2 separate regions of the Homo sapiens genome follow, and region 1 is linked to region 2. Evidence: read pairs that join two places in POLR2A ChIA-PET (ENCODE). Cell type or tissue: HepG2. All regions are shown on one strand. Links, peaks and the distances in the headings refer to the core of each region. The heading gives the core; the rest is flanking DNA.

Region 1 (5,349 bases), core at 1-5,000, 300 kb after region 2:
CTCCCGTGTGCTCAGCTCTAGGCTACACTGTCTCCAGCTTTTCCAATGGCTGCCCTGGAGAGGGCCCACGATTCTCAGCTCCCCGGCGGCTCTCGACAAGCAGCCTGCGGCACCCCTCGCTTGGGGAAGAGTCCACCCATGCCCTCATTGCTCCTGATGAGCAGGTGAGCACGCAGCCGGCCAGCCCCTGCCCTGTTGGTCTGGGTGGGGACGAGGGATAGGAAATAAGGCCACCTCCTCCCAGTAAGGATCACGGGAAGGGGAAGAACATTGTAACGGTCCCTTCCTGTCCCCAAAAGGGAGCAGCTTCCTCAGAAGGGTTGGAGGACAAGGAAGAAGAAACTCCAGGTCTTTTTCTGTGTGCTTCTTTTCTCTCATCCTGTCCCTTCTGTTCTCTTTTCTCCCTGCCCTGGGACACTCCTGCCTCACTTGGACTCTTTCCCCAGTCCCACACCTATGTCAACACACCGGCCAGTGAAGATGACCACCGCAGGGGCCGCCACTGCCTGCAGCCCCTGCCTGAGGGTCAGGCACCCTTCCTCCCGCAGGCCCGGGGACCTGACCAACGGGACCCACAGGTGTTCTTGCAGCCAGGCCAGGTGAAGTTTGTGTTGGGCCCGACCCCTGCTCGGCGGCACATGGTGAAGTGCCAGGGCCTCTGTCCCAGCCTGCATGACCCCCCACACCACAATAATAACAATGAGGCCCCTTCTGAGTGTCCAGCCCAGCCCAAGTGCACCTACGAGAACGTCACCGGGGGGCTGTGGCGAGGGGCTGGCTGGAGACTGAGCCCAGAGGAGCCGGGCTGGAATGGCCTTGCCCACCGCCGGGCCGCCCTGCTGCACTATGAGAACCTGCCCCCACTGCCCCCTGTGTGGGAAAGCCAAGCCCAGCAGCTGGGAGGGGAGGCTGGGGATGATGGGGACTCGAGGGATGGGCTCACACCCTCTTCCAATGGCTTCCCTGATGGTGAGGAGGACGAGACCCCACTGCAGAAGCCCACCAGCACCCGGGCCGCCATCCGCAGCCACGGCAGCTTTCCTGTGCCACTGACCCGCCGCCGCGGCTCCCCAAGGGTCTTCAACTTTGATTTCCGCCGGCCGGGGCCCGAGCCCCCAAGGCAGCTTAACTACATCCAGGTGGAGCTAAAGGGCTGGGGTGGAGACCGCCCTAAGGGGCCCCAGAACCCCTCGAGCCCCCAAGCCCCCATGCCCACCACCCACCCTGCCCGAAGCTCAGACTCCTACGCCGTGATTGACCTCAAAAAGACCGTGGCCATGTCCAACCTGCAGAGAGCTCTGCCCCGAGACGATGGCACCGCCAGGAAAACCCGGCACAACAGCACCGACCTGCCTCTGTAGGGACTTCCCGGTCCTCACCACCCTCTGCCCCACCATGATCCAGCCTCTGCCTCACACTCCTGTCCTCTGAACCCACCCTCCCCAGGGTTCAGGGTTGCTTTGCAGAAGGCATGGAGGTGGGACCAGATGCTTCCCTGTGCTGGCTGGAGTCCCCAGAGATATCAGCCACCGAGTCTCCTGGTCTGTCTCCAGGCTGGGGAGAGAAGGGTGACCAGGCGAGGAGGGAGCCGAGACGTCAACTGTGAAGGGTTCCTGTGATTGCGTTTAGCGCCCTCCCGTTCTGTCCATTTGTCTTGTCTGCCGACTGTCCGTGTGTGTTTTTTTTGGTTGGAATTTTGAAACATTTTGTACCTGTTGATTTTATTTATCAGTTTATTTTTCTATTTATTGTTTTAAATGTAATTTAACATATTTATTATTAATATAATTATTTTTAAATTCTGGCCCAGTGGATATCATCTTCTTAGGGAATCTTTTCTGGTGTGGTCCTGGGTTGGACACAGGGCAGGCCTAATCGAGGTAAGGGCTTCACTCTGGGGAATTTGGGTCAGTTATGGTTTTTGTGACAAGTCCATGATTTTTTTTTTTTTTGAGACAGAGTTTCGCTCTTGTGGCCCAGGCTGGAGTGCAGTGGCGTGATTTCAGCTCACTGCAATCTCCACCTCCCGGGCTCAAGCAGTTCTCCCGCCTCAGCCTCCCAAGTAGCTAGAGTTACAGGTGCCTGCCACCGTGCCCAGCTAATTTTTGTATTTTTAGTAGAGATGGGGCTTCTCCATGTTGGCCAGCCTGGTCTCAAACTCCTGACCTCAGGTGATCCACCCACCTCAGCCTCCCAAAGTGCTGGGATTACAGGCGTGAGCCACCGCGCCCGGCCAGTCATTTATTTTTCTCCTCCAAGAAGCCCTGGTCATGAACCTACAGTTGCCAGGGATGGATGCTCTGTTGAAGGAAAGGGGTGGGATGGCTGGAGTCCTAGAAGCCAAAAGGGGAGCCTGTGAGGACTGCCCTAATGAGGTAGAGCCCAGCCCTCTGAGGCTGGTAACAGGTGAGGAGTGCAGCGGAGCGGGCACAGCTACAGAAGAGACACCTTCGCCTTCTTGGGGAGCCCTCACTGACGCCCCTGCCAATAGGCAGGCCCCAAAGGGCACTGCTGTCCTTTACCACCTTGGCCCAGAGATGGATCCTGGATCCTCCTTAGCTGCCCCCAGCATGGCTGAGTCAAGACCAAACCTTTAAACAGGACTTTACTAAAATCCTAGGATTATAGCAAAATGAAAAAATACAGTGTAATGTGTAACTAGATAATCTGGCTTGCTAAGTGTCTTTCCTAGAGAACGTCCCTTCAGGAATGGACTGTTAGGATGCCTCTACCCTGCCACAAGGCTGGGCGCTAACAGAGCCGCCACATTGGAGCACCTGCCTGGAAGCACAGGGTCCAGCGGGGCTGTGCTGCACACACAACCTAGTGCTGATCTGTTCCAGGAGCTCCTTTCTCTGTCATGAGGCTGCCTCTCTCCTCCTCCTCCTCCTCTTGCTGGCTTCCTTTCCTCCAAGACTCCATTTCTGTCTGAAACCCCAGTGCGGTTCATCTAAAGGAAATGCTGCTTTTGTGATAAGCCACTCAGGGCCCAGGTGAAGAATGAGAGTTGTGTTTGTCCAACTTGGGGAAAAGCCTTGTCACTGTTTGTGCTCCAGCTCCCTGTCCTGTGGAGCAAGCAGACCTGTCCTCTTCGTCACCAAGGAAACAAGCCCAGGCGAGACACCCCACCCAGTTCCCTCCCCCTCCTACTGTCCAGGACACTGCTGCCTGGGCCTCATTTCCTGGATCCTACCTCCTCTGAGTGGGGGTTGGACTGGAAGCTTTCAGACCCCCCGACCTCAGGTGTCACTTTCTGTCAGTGAAATGGGCAGTGACGACTGGCCACAACAGGATGTGAAAAGGCCCTTCGAGTGGGGCCCAGCAGAGCTCAAGAGGGCAGCTGCCACAACCCCAGAGCTGGCACCAAACCCTTCTCCCCCTTATATCCTTTTGATCTCTGGACCAGAGGGGTCACCTGCTGCAGGCTGGATTCATTGCAGTTTTCCACACTGTAGTAGGGAAATGCTGTCTTCTCTCTGCAGCCTTACCAAGCAGCTCAATTCTGTTTGGATGTCCACATACACTACCCCTGCTACTACTCATGACCTCCACAGTTGGGGTGGTGGGTGTCTCCAAACAGGAGGGTGGATATGTGGGGGCAGGTATGGCTATGCCGGGACCAGGCTTAGGGGTCCTGGCCGTGTTTGTGACTCATGGGTCAGTGCAGGCTCCGCCTTATCGATGGACAGATACTATGATGGGGTAGCCAGAGGCTGGCTTAAGAGACCTGTCCTGACTGGGTCATTATCTCTGCTACCTTAAGCATTTGGTTACCCAATTGGGCTCGGCTTTTGTACCTGGAAGACATGGAGCTGGTATGAGAAGTAGCCAATGAAACGATGAACATGGCCCCACTTTGGAAGTAGACAAGGCTCCTGCAAGCTGTGTTAACAACTCAGCTGTTCCCTTAGAAGTCACAACTCTTAAGTCCCCCTAGGCTGTCGCTTTGCTGAACAAATCAAGAAGGGGCAGTTATTCTCATTCTCTGGGTCGCCAGATCCTGGCCTGACCCCTGGGGTCTCCCTAGAGCAAGTCATAATTGCTTCGATGATCATTTTGTGGGGCTTGGGGGTGTCGAAGGAGTCGACTTCCAGCTCAGTGTGGCCCCCAACCTTTCCTGTCCCCTCCCCTGGTCACTGCCTCTGGCCCATGAGGTCTACTACAGGAATTTTCCTCTCGAGGGAAGGACAGGGTGTGAGTGGACAGCTTTCCTGGCGGGAAGGGGTGGGTGGGAGCGATGCCCAGGAGGGTAACTGCCGCCCCTGTGTTTGAGCCCGCCCTGCCGTCAGGCTGTGGTGCACAGATGGAATCAGTTTCCATCACCATCATCATCCAAAGATCATCACCAGCATCAGTGCATGTTTGCCGAGTGCTGGGTTCTCTTCTTTAGAAACAGGCCCTACCCACCCCTGGGCTGCCCTCAGGAAAGGACAGGATCCAGCATCCTGTCTGGGAGTGACATTTCAGGTCAGACCAGGAGGGGCCCTTCCCAAGGTCCCCCCGGGTAATAATAGCACTTTACAAGGGTATAAACACAGTCAGCTTTCCACAGGGCCTTGTCGAATATTTATCAGGCCTCACTGGCGGGATGTTATCATCACTGTACAGAGGAGGAAACAGGCCAAGAGGTGACGTAACTTGCCTCAGGCCATGAAGTTAATTGGTGGCTTGGGCTAGGGCTGGATGCCTGTCGTGTGTCTCCTCCACCCCCTGCTCCCTGCCTGGCCTGAAGGAGCCTCATTCTCTCAGGTGGGCTGCAGGGAGACTGTGTTGGGTGCTTCTCCCTGGATTGAGTCCCAGCAGGGGATCACATTCCAGTGCTCCCACTCAGGAATCCTGAAATCCAAGCCAAGGCCTTTCCCAGTTAACTATAGGGTGAACCTGCTCTCCCCTGGGGCCTGCCCTATGCCCACCTACCAACTCTGCCCCTCTACTCTCATTTCCTCAGAAATGGCTCCTGGTTGTGTCGACGGGAGAGGCCAGAGCAGGTGTGCAAGAAGAGGCTTGACTTCACTCGCCCCTGCCTGCCTCTCCAGAGAGCAAATCAGCCTCATGGGAGGCCCTCAGAGCTTAGGCTTCCTGAGCTCTGGGGCGCTCTCTGACCAATATCTTCAAGGGGTGTCCTACTCACAGGTGGGGGGTCTTGTAATGAGGCACCCGTGGGCTTTCAGAAAGGTATAGGGAGGGCGGAGGCAAGGGTGGGGAGGGCCTGTGTGAGCCCTTCAGGGCTCTGTATAGTTCACAGGGTCCAAGATAGAATCTCAGAGCTTGTAGGGCAGCTAAGCTAGGACCCATCCAGGGATTTCTGCAACAGGAGTCCTGAAGATACTTACATTTCCAGGACAGGGA
Region 2 (5,371 bases), core at 299-5,298:
ACTAGGGAGGCTGAGGTGGGAGACTCATTTGAGTCCAGGAGGTCCAGGCTGCAGTGAGCTGTTTGTGCCACTGTACTCAAGACTGGGCGACAAAGTGAGATCCTGTCTCAAAACAGAAAAAGAAAAAGTCTCTGTGTGTACTTCTATGGTAGAATGTGACTGTTAGAAAATACTCTAGAATTGGCTGGGTGTGGTGGCTCATGCCTATAATCCCAGCACTTTGGGAGGCTGAGGCAGGCAGATCACTTGAGCTCAGGAGTTCAAGACCAACCTGGCCAACTGGGTGAAACCCCGTCTCTACTAAAAATACAAAAAATTAGCTGGGTGTGGTGGCTCCTGCCTGTAGTCCCAGCTACTTGCTGAAGCAGAAGAATCGCTGGAACCCGGGAGGCGGAGGTTGCAGTGAGCAGAGATTGCGCCACTGTATTCCAGGCTGGATGACAAAGCAAGACTCTGTCTCAAAAAAACCCACAAAAACTCCAGAATTATTTTTGCTGTGGGTCAGATGTGGGGTCCTGCAGTAAGAGCTAGGTTTGAATGATGTCTACTAGCCATGTTCCTTGAGGAAGTGACTTCATTTCTCTTCTCTTGTGCCTCATTGAAGGGTTCCTATGAAGGTAGTGATATATCAGTTCCCAACTCAGAGGCTCACAAGAGGATTTAATGAGATAATGTATGGGAAATGATGAGCACAGTATCTGGCACTTAACAACCGGCAGCTGCTGTTATTCCAGAGCCAGGCACACAGCGGGCGTTCCACAGGAGCTTGCTGAATGAATGAATCACCCAAACCAACCTCCCTCACTCACATTTGTAAAAACTGAGGTCTTTGGAAATGAAGTAGCTTGGTCAACATGGCCAAATAGTGCTGAGATGCCAAGTTAAATGAGGTGGGACCTACGAGGGAACATCACGATGGGCAACTGGCCCCTGATGCCAATGTTCTTCTACTACCTGGGCTGCCACCAAGTGTCTCTGATGCCTAGGCCTAGGCTACCCTCAAGGTAACTCTATGGACCTCAAGCAGCCAGTCCCAACAGAGACCATTACTGTTTTGGAGTCGTCAGTTAAGGACAGACTCTTAAGACCTGGGGAAGGGAGCCAGAAATCTGAGAGGCAAGCTGTACCCAAGGGAAGGACAAAAGCTTATTTGTTTCTTCCTACCATGCTGAGAGAAAGAAAAGATAATGTGAGTGTTTCAAATAAGACAGGGTCCACACAGTGGGGCAACTCTCACATGGAAATGTGCTGACGTCATCTTTGAAAAGACTCTGAGTCTCGCCTGTCTTGGCCATGAAACGGGTAAGTGCCCGCTCCACATCGCGCCTCTGGGATGCAGCCTTCTCCCGCAGGACCTGGTAGTCTGACACGGGCTCACGGTACGTCTACGAAGAGAGCAGCAAAGACACTGGGGTGATGCCGAAGTATCATTCTGCTTTCATCAGCTCCCTGGCTTGCTGTTGCTATGCCCTGTTCTCTAAAATGACCCAATACCAGGCCAGGCACAGTGGCTCACACCTGTAATCCCAGCACTTTGGGAGGCCAAGGCTGGTGGATCACCTGAGATCAGGAGTTTGAGACCAGCCTGGCCAACATAACGAAACCCCGTCTCTACCAAAAATACAAAAATTAGCTGGGTGTGGTGGTGGGCACCAGTAATCCCAGCTACTTGGGAGGCTGAGGCAGGAGAATCGCTTGAACCCAGGAGGCGGAGGTTGCAGTGAGCCGAGACTGCATCATTGCACTCCAGCCTGTGCAGCAGGAGCGAGACTCTGTCTCAAAAAATAAATAAATAAATAAAATTAAATTAAATGACCCAATACTATTAGTTAGAGCCAAGATCACCAAAGCACAGTAGAAAGGTGGAAAAACAATGTAACTACATTAATATTCATTTCTAATTAAAAATTAAGAAATGTACAAATATTTACTGTAGAGATTGTCTTGGAGCCTTCATTCAGCTCCCATGACAGATGGTCTCGGGTCTAAGAGACGCATCGTGAAGAAAGAGTGGGAGTGCCCCCAGGGAAGCCCTGATGGGGACCACAGGTTCCATCAGCGCAATGTGACCTCCTGCAGTATGGGAGTGGCTGCCTATGTGGACTTGTGGATTATACCATCCCATCTTATTAAATCAATCCTCACAATATGGATACATTGTTCCAAAAAGATTCCCTCAAAGAAAGAGAGGCTGAAGATCTTATTATACGTGCAAGTGACCAAGAAAACGGCAGGCTGCTACTCTTCCTCCTAATTATGAGCTTGCTGGCAATCAAGTTATGGAGTGAAAATGATTGAGATCAGAATGAGAAATGAGCCAAAACTTTTTATTTTATTATTTTTATTTTTTGGAGACAGAGTCTTGCTCTGTCACCCAGGCTGGAGTGCAGTGGCGCCATCTCAGCTCACTGCAACCTCCACCTCCTGGGTTCAAGCGATTCTCCTGCCTCAGACTCCTGAGTAGCTGGGACTACAGGCACGTGCCACCATGCCCAGCTAATTTTTGTATTTTTAGTAGAGATGGGGTTTCATCATGTTGGCCAGGCTGGTCTCGAACTCCTGACCTCAGATGATCCACCCACCTTGGCCTCCCAAAGTGCTGGGATTACAGGTGTGAGTCACCGCGCCCAGCCGGAAAACATTTTAATTGGTAATGGCAACGGTGACATTTTAACAACGACCAATAAAGTAACTACTCTTCATGATACTGAGATACCATTTTTTTTTTTTTTTTTTTTTTGAGACAGAGTCTTGCTCTGTCACCCAGGCTGGAGTGCAGTGGCGGGATCTCTGCTCACTGCAAGCTCCGCCCCCCGGGTGCATGCCATTCTCCTGCCTCAGCCTCCCGAGTAGCTGGGACTACAGACGCCTGCCACCACTCCTGGCTAATTTTTTTGTATTTTTAGTAGAGACGGGTTTCACTGTGTTTGCCAGGATGGTCTCGATCTCCTGACCTTGTGATCCACCCGCCTCAGCCTCCCAAAGTGCTGGGATTACAGGCTGAGATAGCATTTTTAAAGAAGGCACCTGGAAATGTTTCTTTGTTGTCACCATCAGTTCAAGTGTGTCACCTATACAGTTCTCACATCTGTACTTAAACAAAGAAACAGAATTTTCTGACGTGTTAAAAATCTTCCCAAAAGGCTGGGTGTGGTGGCTCACACCTGTAATCCCAGCACTTTGGGAGGCCGAGGCGGATAGATTACCTGAGGTCAGGAGTTTGAGACTAGCCTGGTCAACATGGTAACACCCGGTCTCTACTAAAAATACAAAAATTAGCCAGGCGTGGTGGTGGGCACCTGTAATCCCAACTACTTGGGGGAGGCTGAGACATGAGAATCGCTTGAACCTGGGAGACAGAGGTTGAAGTGAGCCGAGATCACACCACTGCACTCCAGCCTGGGGGACTGAGCGAGACTCTGTCCACCCCCCACAAAAAAACCCCAAAACTTCCCAATAATAAAATGAGTGGATTTTGAACATATTGTACTTGTTAAAAACATTAAAATGCAAAATCTTGTAATGATTCCTAAGACAACTTTTGGCACTCAATAAATTAGAAATTTAATAGAAAATTTTCAACCAAATTCTTTGGATAATGAGTAAATGAGGATGAAAAAAATTAGTTTTATGATTTATTAAGAGCAGCCAATGATGTTACATATGTTTGTGATGTACCATTTTCAACTATGAGAGCCATTAAAGTATCAAAATAAACTAATCTTAGATTCTGACCTCCAACTTACTATTCCATCAAGTATTAAACCAAGATTTCTAGGCTGGCATGGTAGCGTGTGCTTGTGGTCCTAGCTACTCTGCAGGCTGAGGTGGGAGGACTGCTTGAGCCCGGGAGTTCAAAGCTGTAGTGCCATGATTACACCACTGCACTCCAGCCTGGGCAACAGAGCGAGAACTCCACCTCTAAAAAAAGACTGAGCACAGTGGTGCATGCCTGTAATCCCAGCACTCTGGGAGGCCAAGGTGCAAAGACTACTTAAGGCTAGGAGTTCAAGACCAGCTTGAGCACCACAGAAAGACAAAAAACCTGTCCCCATCTCTATAAAATAACAACAACAACAAAACAAACAAGAACAACAAAACAAACAAAAACCCTATGATTTCAAAAAATAAAAAGCAGAGGCAATTGCTCCCGCTAGAAAAGGTTATAGGTTTCCTGAACATTTTAAAAGGGTAAGATTATCTTTTAATGTACATTATTTTGTACAATGTTACATTATAATATTCACATAAATAAGCAAACATATACTGGAGTATGTACCCATGCCTGGGTGAACTGCTTGCGCCCAGGAGTTTGAGACCAGCCTGGGCAACATGGCGATATCTTGTCTCTACAGAAGATACAAAAATTAGCTGGGCATGGTGGTGCACCCCTGTAGTCCCAGCTACTCGGGAGGTTGAGGTGGGAGGATCACTTGAGCCTAGAAGGTCGAGGCTGTGGTGAGCTGAGATCGCCCATTGCACTCCAGCAGCCTGGGCAACAAAGTGAGACCCTGTTTCAAAAAAAAATGTTACAGATAGGGATATACTATATAAAAGAGTTAAAGAATGTTATGGGTTGAACTGTGTCCCCACAAAAAAACATTTTTGATATGTCCTAGTACCTCACAATATGACCTTATTTGGAAATAGGGTCACTGCAGATGTAAGCACAGTGAAGATGAGGTCTTACTAAGGTAAGGTGGGTCCCTAGTGCAATATGACTAGTGTCCTCCTAAGAAGCTGGCCACAGGAAGACAGAGATAGAGAATGCCATGTGAACTTGGCATAGCTTTAGCCATAGCTTTTGTTAAAGGGAATGTAATTTTGTCTAGTTCAGAGGGTTTTAAAGATTGTCTTGGCCAGGCACGGTGGCTCATGCCTGTAATCCCAAAACTTTGGGAGGCCAAGGTAGGTGGATCACAAGGTCAGGAGTTCGAGACCAGCCTGGTCAATATGGTGAAACCCCATCTCTACTTAAGAAAAAAAAAAAAATTAGCCAGGCTTGGTGGCAGGCGCTTGTAGTCCCAGCCACTTGGGAGGCTGAGGCAGGAGAATCACTTGAACCCGGGAGGTGGTGGAGGTTGCAGTGAGCTGAGATCGCACCACTGCACTCCAGCCTGGCAACAGAGCAAGACTCTGTCTCAAAAAAAAAAAAAAAAAAAAAAAAGATTGTCTTAACCTAAAAGAGTAACAGAATCGAAACTGAAGATTTAAGCTAAGTAAAAAAGGTTTGTAAAGGGTTGATCGTGTAAAAATTCTGTGGGTATCAACAAGTTGGCTAAGATTTAAAAGAAATTATTTAGCTTTTTTCTGTAGGCTAAAACATTAAAATCATACTGATGTGGGGCCAGAATCTGGACCCACGTGTCTG

What was found. Peaks named below come from ENCODE experiments on the same cell type or tissue, not always from the same donor. Only the 100,000 strongest peaks of a DNase experiment are listed, where the experiment ranks them.
Region 1: POLR2A ChIA-PET joins it to region 2 with 12 read pairs; 4 of 35 experiments call an interaction of 5 or more read pairs at or near these places.

What each region holds. Positions count from the first base shown.
Region 1 is chr6:41,766,631-41,771,979 of GRCh38, reverse strand. It overlaps FRS3 (fibroblast growth factor receptor substrate 3), which reads left to right. Exons shown (of 7, transcript NM_006653.5): 6 at 16-164; 7 at 447-1,804. The coding sequence ends at 1,361. Among named protein-coding and RNA genes, the nearest start is that of FRS3, 11 kb to the left of the region's middle. RefSeq lists an enhancer at 3,705-4,557. In HepG2, for the core only: no CTCF peak of the experiment used is centred there; DNase peaks (open chromatin) are centred at 3,109 and 4,589.
Region 2 is chr6:42,062,326-42,067,696 of GRCh38, reverse strand. TAF8 (TATA-box binding protein associated factor 8) reads right to left here. Exons shown (of 9, transcript NM_138572.3): 6 at 1,238-1,385. Among named protein-coding and RNA genes, the nearest start is that of TAF8, 14 kb to the right of the region's middle. In HepG2, for the core only: no CTCF peak of the experiment used is centred there; no DNase peak of the experiment used is centred there.